Regions from separate parts of the Homo sapiens genome. Here region 2 is linked to region 1. A link is a loop called in an ENCODE intact Hi-C map of the cell type or tissue named here. Cell type or tissue: K562. All regions are shown on one strand. Each heading gives the region's core, and the rest is flanking DNA. Links, peaks and the distances in the headings are about the cores only. Region 1 holds the start of MRM2 (mitochondrial rRNA methyltransferase 2). Region 2 overlaps SNX8 (sorting nexin 8).

Evidence for each region. Hi-C counts contacts between places; a loop is a spot of excess contacts. Peaks named below come from ENCODE experiments on the same cell type or tissue, not always from the same donor. Only the 100,000 strongest peaks of a DNase experiment are listed, where the experiment ranks them.
Region 2: it touches region 1 in a loop (3-fold over the local background); 43 of 110 quality-filtered maps call a loop at or near these places.

Annotation. Positions count from the first base shown.
Region 1 is chr7:2,240,328-2,244,706 of GRCh38, reverse strand. It overlaps MRM2 (mitochondrial rRNA methyltransferase 2), which reads left to right and starts at 2,502. Exons shown (of 3, transcript NM_013393.3): 1 at 2,502-2,545. The coding sequence starts at 2,538. It overlaps NUDT1 (nudix hydrolase 1), which reads right to left and starts at 2,481. Exons shown (of 4, transcript NM_002452.4): 1 at 2,451-2,481; 2 at 1-144. The coding sequence starts at 132. RefSeq lists a silencer at 2,576-2,795 and an enhancer at 3,118-3,969. In K562, for the core only: no CTCF peak of the experiment used is centred there; DNase peaks (open chromatin) are centred at 1,806 and 2,456; H3K4me3 peaks cover 2,210 bases.
Region 2 is chr7:2,299,049-2,303,427 of GRCh38, reverse strand. The region is part of intron 1 of SNX8 (sorting nexin 8); the gene reads left to right. Among named protein-coding and RNA genes, the nearest start is that of SNX8, 13 kb to the left of the region's middle. RefSeq lists enhancers at 681-1,181, 1,684-2,184, 2,185-2,234. In K562, for the core only: a CTCF peak has its summit at 2,139 (motif pointing right); a DNase peak (open chromatin) is centred at 2,363.

The DNA.
Region 1 (4,379 bases), core at 242-4,241:
GGTCTCTCCTTCTTGCACTTTGCCCCCAAAGCCATTCCACCGGCCGGCCCCGAAGCCTCGCTTTTTCATGCCCAGGAGAACTCGCTGAGGCTGCAGGACCAGCACCAGGGTATAGAGCCTGGAGGCGCCCATGGTCCCTGGGTTCTGAAAGGAAGGTGAGAGGGCAGAGTCAGCCATGACGTGCGTGGAGGAAGCACGTGCCAGGGGCCAGGAGGAAGGGGACGTGCTCTGGGAGGCAGTGGGGGGCGGGGGGGTATGCTGTAACTCCCCAGCCCTGCCACGTGTGGCTTCCCTTGTGGCAGGTGGAAAACTGCCATTGAACCAGTGATTTTCTGGGGTAGAAACAGAACCCAGTGGTCAGCAGGGCTGATCAAGCAGAGCAGAGGCCGGCGCTACCTTCCTTCTCCACAAGTCAGTACTCAGGTGCAGAGGACAACATCACCTTTCCAGAGCGTGCTCTTGCTCCTGCGTCTACCCCCAGGAACCCCCTGCTTATAGGCACACAGTGAGGAACAACAGTCCCCGTGCCTGATTGGCACCAAAATAACCACGCAGTTTATCCTGTGGTCCTCAGGTCAGGCCTTTGGATTAACAGGAACTTCTTTCAGTCTAGTGGGACCTGGCCTCTCTGTAGCAGGCTTCCAGATTCCCAGGAAATGTGTGGCTGTAGACACAGGTCCACCCAGCCAGGCCCGGCTAGTCCTCCCTCCTGTGATAGGAGTTTATACCCCACCCACTCTGCTCCTGCTGTGGCTACTGTGGGACCTGGCACCCAGGGGGGCCACTGGAAGTCACAAGGGTCCTTCCTGCTCCCATAGGTGTGCAGGTCCAGGTCCAGAGGACTCTGAGGGCGATGCCTCCGCCAGGTCCCTGCTGAAAAAAGGACCCTGGAGAAATGCTGGAGGGCCAGGACCAACTTTCCTTTATTTATTTTGAGACAAGATCCTGCTCTGTTGCCCAGGCTGGAGGAGAGTGGCGTGATCGCGGTTCACTGTAACCTCCGCCTCCCTGGCTGAAGCCATCCTCCTGCCTCAGCATCCCACATAGCTGGGACCACAGGCATGAGCCGCCACACCCAGCTAATTTCTGTATTTTTAGTAGAGATGGGGTTTTGTCACGTTGCCCAGGCTGGTCACGAACTCCTGAGCTCAAGCGATCCACCCACCTCAGCCTCCCAAAGTGCTGAGATTACAGGCGTGAGCCACTGCGCCCAGCCAGGACCAACTTTTCTGGGGTCCACACCTGGACAAGACACAGGGTTCAGGACCAGTGATCCTTCTTGGAAGTTGTGGTGTCTGAGAAAAGGGACCAGATGATAAGGAAGGGGGCAGGGAAGTGCTGGGTAGAGGAGGGCGTGGTCTCTGGCCAGGGCTCCACACCCAGGCCTGTGCCCAGGGACCTGGGTGAGGACAGGCATTTCTGTTTTTTTGCCCAAATGTTGCATTTCCCGAGCCCGCCACGTCCCCGTCCTGTGCCTATAAAAAAACCCCAGTGGTTTTTTATAGTGGGCAGAGACACAAGCCGCTGGACGTCAAGAGGACGTGGAAAGCACACCAACAGGCACCAGCAGGCCATCAACTGATGGAACCATGAGTTTGGCAGGGGCGGTCAGAGGAGAGCCCAGGCTGCTCAGCAGCCCGACTCCAGGGGAAAATCACCTTCCCACTCCAACTGCCTTCTGGCTCCCCCATCTGCTGAGGGCTAATTCCACTCATAAAACCTTGCACTCACTCTCCAAGCCGCCGTGTGATCTGATTGCTCCAGTACATCAAGGCAAGAAACCTAGGGATACAGAAAGCCCTCTGTCCTTGCGATAAGGCAGGGAGTCTAACAGCTGACTAACACAAGCCACCTACAAGGCTAAACTGAAAGAGCACCCTCTAACACATGCCTGCTGGGGCTTCAGGAGCTGCAAACATTCACCCCTAGACACTGCCGTGGGGTGGGAGCCCCTCAGCCTGCCTGTCTGTATGTTCCCCTAGAGGCTTGAGAAGCGGGGCACTGAAGAAGTGAGCCACATCCTCATCGCACGCCCTTCGAGGAGGACAAGGGAACCTTTCCCATTTCACTGAGACTGGGTCCTGGTGGCGGAGGCAGGTCAGACAGGGTAAATGGGTTTGTGGCTTAGTTTCACACCAGGCCCGTGTACTTTGTCCCGACACTGATCTGTTTCTGCCAGAAGCCACGGTTTCCAAAGTAAATTTTTGTGATTTACTCCTGGTCTCCCCCAAGCCTCCGCCCCGCTCTCCTTGTCTCTCTCCCAAACCCCCGGCCCCGCTCTCCTCGTCTCCCTCGAGCCCCCGACCCTGCTCTTCTGGTCTCCTTCGAGCTCCCGGCCCCGCTCTCCCCCAAGCCCATGGCTCAGCTCCCCTAGTCTCCTGCCGCCCGCTGGCCCGGCTCCCCTCCCTGGTCACCACGACTCCTGGAATCCCCGCGCGCGCTTTTCGTACCTGCACCGCCGCTTCCGGGGGCGTGGCCTCTGACCGGAAGTGAGGCCAGGCACTTCCGGCGGCGCGCTGCAGGCGCGGGGAACACCAATGGCGGGGTGAGCTGGGCGCTGCTGCTGCGCGTGCAGACAGCGGGAGTGGTTGGGGGTCCGCCCGGTCGCCTTCCTCGGTCCTGGCCTCGGGGCTGGGTGCCGAGCGCTGGGCACCGTCCCCGCACTCAGCGAGCGCGACAGGGGCGAGGCCAGGATTCCGGGTCGCAGTTCCCCGGGAGGAGGGCGCCCTCAGGTCTCCAGGGGCAGGGCCGGCGGGGCCGTGGGGAGGCCGGGGCCGGCGGCGGAGTCCAGGTGGGGGGCGCAGCGCCGGGGCCCAGATCCAAGGCGCCGGGGGCGAGCCCGGGGCGGGATTTCGCTTCTGGGCCGGGTAGCTCCATTGCCCGCGCTTCCTGGGCTGTCGAGTGGGCCCTGGCCCCCGGGACCGGCTTGTGCCATTTTCCCGGGAGACCCCTTAAGCGAGGGGAAGACAGCGACTCACGGTCAGCAGTCAGTGCCTCCTGGCTTGTCAGCACGCTTTGGTGTTGCAGAAGCTAGAAGCTTTGGCCTTGGAGCCATGAGGGTGGTAACTTTTATTTATTTATTTAAATCAGAAAGATGGACATAGAGACCGGGCTTGGTGGCCCACACCTGTCATCCCAGCACTTTGGAAGTCTGAGGCAGGAGGATCGTTTGAGCCTAGGAGTTCGAGACCAGCCTAGGCAATGTAGTGAGATGCCATCTCTAAAAAAGGTTTTTAAGAATTAAAAAAAAAAAAAAAATTAGCCCAGGCATGGTGGTGCACACCTGTAGTCCCAGCTACTCAGGAGGCTGAGGTGGGAGGTTCACTTGAGACCCAGAGGTTATGGCAGCAATCAGCTGTGATTGTGCCACTGCAACTCCAGCCTGGATGATAGCAAAACAAAAATGGCCGGGTGAGGTGGTTCACGCCTGTAATCCCAGCACTTTGGGAGGCCAAGGTGGGCTGATCGCCAGAGGTCAGGAGTTCGAGACCAGCTCGGCCAACATGGTGAAATCCCATCTCTACTGAAAATAGAAAAATTAGCCGGAAGTGGTGGCACACACCTGTAGTCTCAGCTACTCAGGAGGCTGAGGTGGGAGGTTCACTTGAGCCCCAGAGGCTGTGGCTGCAGTCAGCTGTGATCATGCCACTGCACTCCAGCCTGGGTAATAGTAAAACCCTGTCTCTAAAAAAACAAAAAGAAGAAAGAAATGCCTGGGTGCAGTGGCTTACACCTGTAATCCCAGCACTTTGGGAGGCCAAGGCGGGCAGATCAGCGGAGGTCAGGAGTTTGAGACCAGCCTGGCCAACATGGTGGAACCCATCTATACTGAAAATACAAACATTAGCCGGACATGGTAGCAGGTGTGCCTGTAATCCCAGCTACTTGGGAGGCTGGGGCAGGAGAATTGCTTGAACCCGGGAGTCGGAGGCTGCAGTGAGCTGTCACTGCACTCCAGCCTGGGCGCCAGAGTGAGACTCCGTCTTAAAAAAAGAAAAAGAGGACATAGAACTTCCTTGGTGAGGTTGTTGTCAGAGTTAAACAAGGGGAGGTGTGTATAGCTTCCACCTGCTTAGCTATTGTGGGCTGTGAATAAATTGTTACATTTATTGTAACAATTGTCTAGAGAATCTTGGAAATTGTCCTTCAACGATTGACACAGGTTTAGTTCAATTTTATTTAAGACATGTAGGTGAGAGGATTGTTTGAGCCCAGGAGTTCGAATCTGCGTTGAACCGTGACCTCACCACTGCACTCCAGCCTGGGCTATAGAGCGAGACCCTGTCTCGAAAAAAAGAAGAAAAAAAGAAATGTGACAGGCCAGACCCTCTGTACTAGCTGTCAAAGCCCTGGAACTAGGTCACTAAGGCAAGGATCTG
Region 2 (4,379 bases), core at 194-4,193, 59 kb before region 1:
GCAGAGGGGCTCCTCACTTCCCAGTAGGGGCGGCCGGGCAGAGGCGCCCCTCACCTCCCAGACGGGGCGGCTGGCTGGGCGGGGGGCTGACCCCTCCACCTCCCTCCCGGACGGGGCGGCTGGCCGGGCGGGGGGCTGACCCCCCCACCTCCCTCCCGGACGGGGCGGCTGGCCGGGCGGGGGGCTGACCCCCTGACCTCCCTCCTGGACGGGGCGGCTGGCCGGGCAGAGGGGCTCCTCACTTCCCAGTAGGGACGGCTGGGCAGAGGCACTCCTCACCTCCCGGACGGGGCGGCTGGCCGGGCGGGGGGCTGACCCCCCCACCTCCCTCCCGGACGGGGCGGCTGGCCGGGTGGGGGGCTGACCTCCCCACCTCCCTCCTGGACGGGGCGGCTGGCCTGGCGGGGGCTGACCCCCACCTCTGTCCCGGACGGGGTGGCTGCCGGGCGGAGACGCTCCTCACTTCCCAGACGGGGTGGCTGCTGGGCGGAGAGGCTCCTCACTTCTCAGACAGGGCGGCTGCCGGGCGGAGGGGCTCCTCACTTCTCAGACGGGGCGGTTGCCAGGCAGAGGGTCTCCTCACTTCTCAGACGGGGCGGCCGGGCAGAGACGCTCCTCACCTCCCAGACGAGGTCGCGGCCGGGCAGAGGCGCTCCTCACATCCCAGACGGGGCGGTGGGGCAGAGGCGCTCCCCACATCTCAGACGATGGGCGGCCGGGCAAAGACACTCCTCACTTCCTAGATGTGGTGGCGGCCGGGAAGAGGTGCTCCTCACTTCCTAGATGGGGTGGCAGCTGGGCAGAGACGCTCCTCACTTTCCAGACTGGGCAGCCAGGCAGAAGGGCTCCTCACATCCCAGACGATGGGCGGCCAGGCAGAGACGCTCCTCACTTCCCAGACGGGGTGGTGGCCGGGCAGAGGCTGCAATCTCGGCACTTTGGGAGGCCAAGGCAGGCGGCTGGGAGGTGGAGGTTGTAGCCAGCCGAGATCACACCACTGCACTCCAGCCTGGGCACCATTGAGCACTGAGTGAACTAGACTCCGTCTGCAATCCCGGCACCTCGGGAGGCCGAGGCTGGTGGATCACTCACGGTTAGGAGCTGAGACCGGCCTGGCCAACACAGCGAAACCCCGTCTCCACCAAAAAAATACGAAAACCAGTCAGGCGTGGCGGCGCGAGCCTGCAATCGCAGGCACTCGGCAGGCTGAGGCAGGAGAATCAGGCAGGGAGGTTGCAGTGAGCCGAGATGGCAGCAGTACAGTCCAGCTTCGGCTCGGCATCAGAGGGAGACCGTGGAAAGAGAGGGAGAGGGAGACCGTCGGGAGAGGGGAGAGGGTATTTTTTTTTAATAGAGATGAAGTTTCACCGTGTTAGCCAGGATGGTCTCGATCTCTTGACCTGGTGATCTGCCTGCCTCGGCCTCCCAAAGTGCTGGGATTACAGGTGTGAGCCACCGCGCCTGGCCGATCCCCAACTCTTTGAGAGCCTGGACAATGTGCTCTGCATTCTCCTTAGGGTCTGTGTGTGAACTAACAAGCTGAGAAGTAGGTAGTCCTAGCCTCACTTCAGAGATGAGGAAACTGAGGCATACAGAGGTTTGGTAATGAGTTAGGAGACAGAACTCGACGCTGGAGGCAGGGCCTGGATAGCAGTCGAAATTGAGGACTAGCTGAAATAGGTCCAGGGCAGAATCACCTTCCCATAAGACACGCCTGCCAGTGGGCCATGTCAGTTTACCATCACCATGGCAACACGTGGATGCCCTTTTCCATGACAATGACTGGACAACCCGGAATTTACTACCCCCATTCTAGAAATTTCTGCATAAATCACCCCTTAGTTTGCATATAATTAAAAGTAGGTATAAATATGAGTGCAACACTGCCTCTAAGTTGCTGCTCTGGGTGCCCTGGTAAGGGGGTGGTTCTGCTCTGCAAGGAGCAGGACCTCTGTTGCTGCTGTGCGTGCTGCTGCTTCAATAAAAGTTGCTAACACCATCGGCTCAGCCTTGAATTCCTTCCTAGACAAAGCCTAGAAGCCTCTGGGCTAAGCCCGAATTTGGGGGCTGGCCTGCCTTGTATTCATATGCCCATGAGCACACGGCCAATAGGTGGTGGTGCTGGGATTCACACCAGGTGTGGGGCTGCAGCTGGGACATGAGCAGTGTGGCCTGGCCTGTGAGGGTCTCTGTTGGATTTGCGTCTGGCCACGTTAAGCAGCCATTCGTAGGCATGGAGCTTTCCCTCTTCAGATGGTTTTCCTTAGAGGGAGATAGTTGCACAGACCTTTCTCATAAATAACACCCTAGACAATTGTGCTAGGTCCTTTTTATCTTTTCAGAACAGGAATGCACTTTAAAGTTAGGAAACAGGACGTAATGAAAGAGCATGTAAATTCAGAATGCCTGTTGTGAGTGTTGAAGTCATTTTGTGGGAGAATGGTTACTTGTCTCGTTCGAGGTTGGGTTTAAGCTCCACAACAGGGGCTGGGCACAGTGACTCACGCCTGTAATCCCAGCACTTTGGGAGGCCAAGGTAGACAGATCATTTGAGGTCAGGAGTTCGAGAACAGCCTGGCCAACATGGTGAAACCCCGTCTCTACTAAAAATACAAAAATTAGCTGGGCGTGGTGGCATGCGCCTATAATCCTAGCTACTCGGGAGGCTGAGGCAGGAGAATCATTTGAACCCAGGAGGTGGAGGTTGCAGGGAGCCAAGATTGCACCACTGCACTCCAGCCTGGGTGACAAGAATGAAACTCTGTCTCAATAATTTAAAAAAAAAAGAAAAAAAGACCAGCCTGGGCATTACATAGCGAGACCTTTTCTCTACAAAAAAATGAAAAAATTAGCCAGGCATGGTGGTACGTGTCTGTAGTTCCGGTTACTTGGGAGGCTGAGGCAGGAGGATCGCTTGAGCCCAAGAGACTGAGGCTACAGTGAGCTAAGATCGTGCCACTGCACTCCAGCCTAGGTGACAACAGATCAAGACTCTGTCTCCAAAAAAAAGAGAGAAAGCTTTGCAACGTGTCTACTGAAAATATTTAGTTCATTCTGGACAACTGGGTGTAGACAGTCTGTTTCCAGTTGAGTTCAACATAAAATCTCCTTGAATTGTCAGCTCTGAAAAAACAAATCACTTCTTGAATTTTGTGAGGCACAGGCTGAGTTCCCTTAAACGCGTTAAGATAATCTGAGCATCCTGGTTAACCAATCTTGGAGTTTTGGGGTCTGTAAGACACCAGATGAGAGTCCAGCCTTCTGTGCATGGAAAACTAGGTCTTCGTGTTCAGTGCAAATTTAGCCGTGGGGGAAAAACTGACTAAATATTTCTCTTCCTGTGACATTTTTCACAGTTCCTAATTTGTTCTTGCTGACTTCTGAGGCGTTACATTTTCTGGTTGATTAATTGCGTTCCTTGTTGTCTACCCTTAAGGCAGCCAGGAGAAGGAAGTGCGCCTTCTTCCTTGCTGTGCTTGCCATAGATCAATCAAGGTTTGCTGAAATGGATTTAATTGTATCTCACTTGGCCCATTATGCTGGCTGACTGCTTGGAATTTTCTTGGAGGGACCTTATTTGGTGGCCAATGAAGGTTCTTCTCCATTTGGCCTCTATGAGGATCAAGACAGACTTAGCCCCGTCAGATATTTTGGAATCTTTTCACTTTCATGTCAGGAGACCCTAGAAAAAAACCGGAGTCACTTTCAGACCAAACCAACCACCAGCCAGGAGGAGGGTTAAAAAAGAAAACGCAAGAAACCAGGCATGGGTGGCATTTAGTTAAACAGAGACGAGGACTCTTTTTGGAACTCCAAACTCCTACTTGGTAGGTTATTCCAAGATTCCCCCAATTTGCTAAAATAGTATTCCTTTTTAACTCCGGAACAAATCGCTGGGCCTCCCCTCAGATAAACATTCCCGAAATGAGAGACCCGAGAGGTGTTTTGAGGAATGAGCTGAAGTCCAATGGGCCCTTTCAGAAGGGGGTTCCGGGGGATTGGTGGGACGGATGGCTCTGATGTCCTTGGCTGGCTCCGCTTGTCCCTTGACTCTGATTTGAGTCAGAGGAAATCATCTGAGCGGTGAGTATTTCCAGCACCACACTTCAGTTTTGTGACGTGGAACCAGTGATTTTTTTTTTCCCCTTTGTGGTCTGGTCTCTTGCATCTCCCATGTCCTGCTTGTGTGTGGGTGTGCGTGGGGGGTTCATATGCAGTTCCCTGGGTCTCAGCGATGGATGGCCCGTGCTCTGTTTGTAATCATCCACGGAACCTCAGGCGTGGTCTGGTTCCTGATGAGAACAAGATGCCGTTGTCCTATCGAGGAACCTAGCTCTCTGGGGAGCCCTGACCCTGGTCAGCAGCTTGCTCTGTCTGTG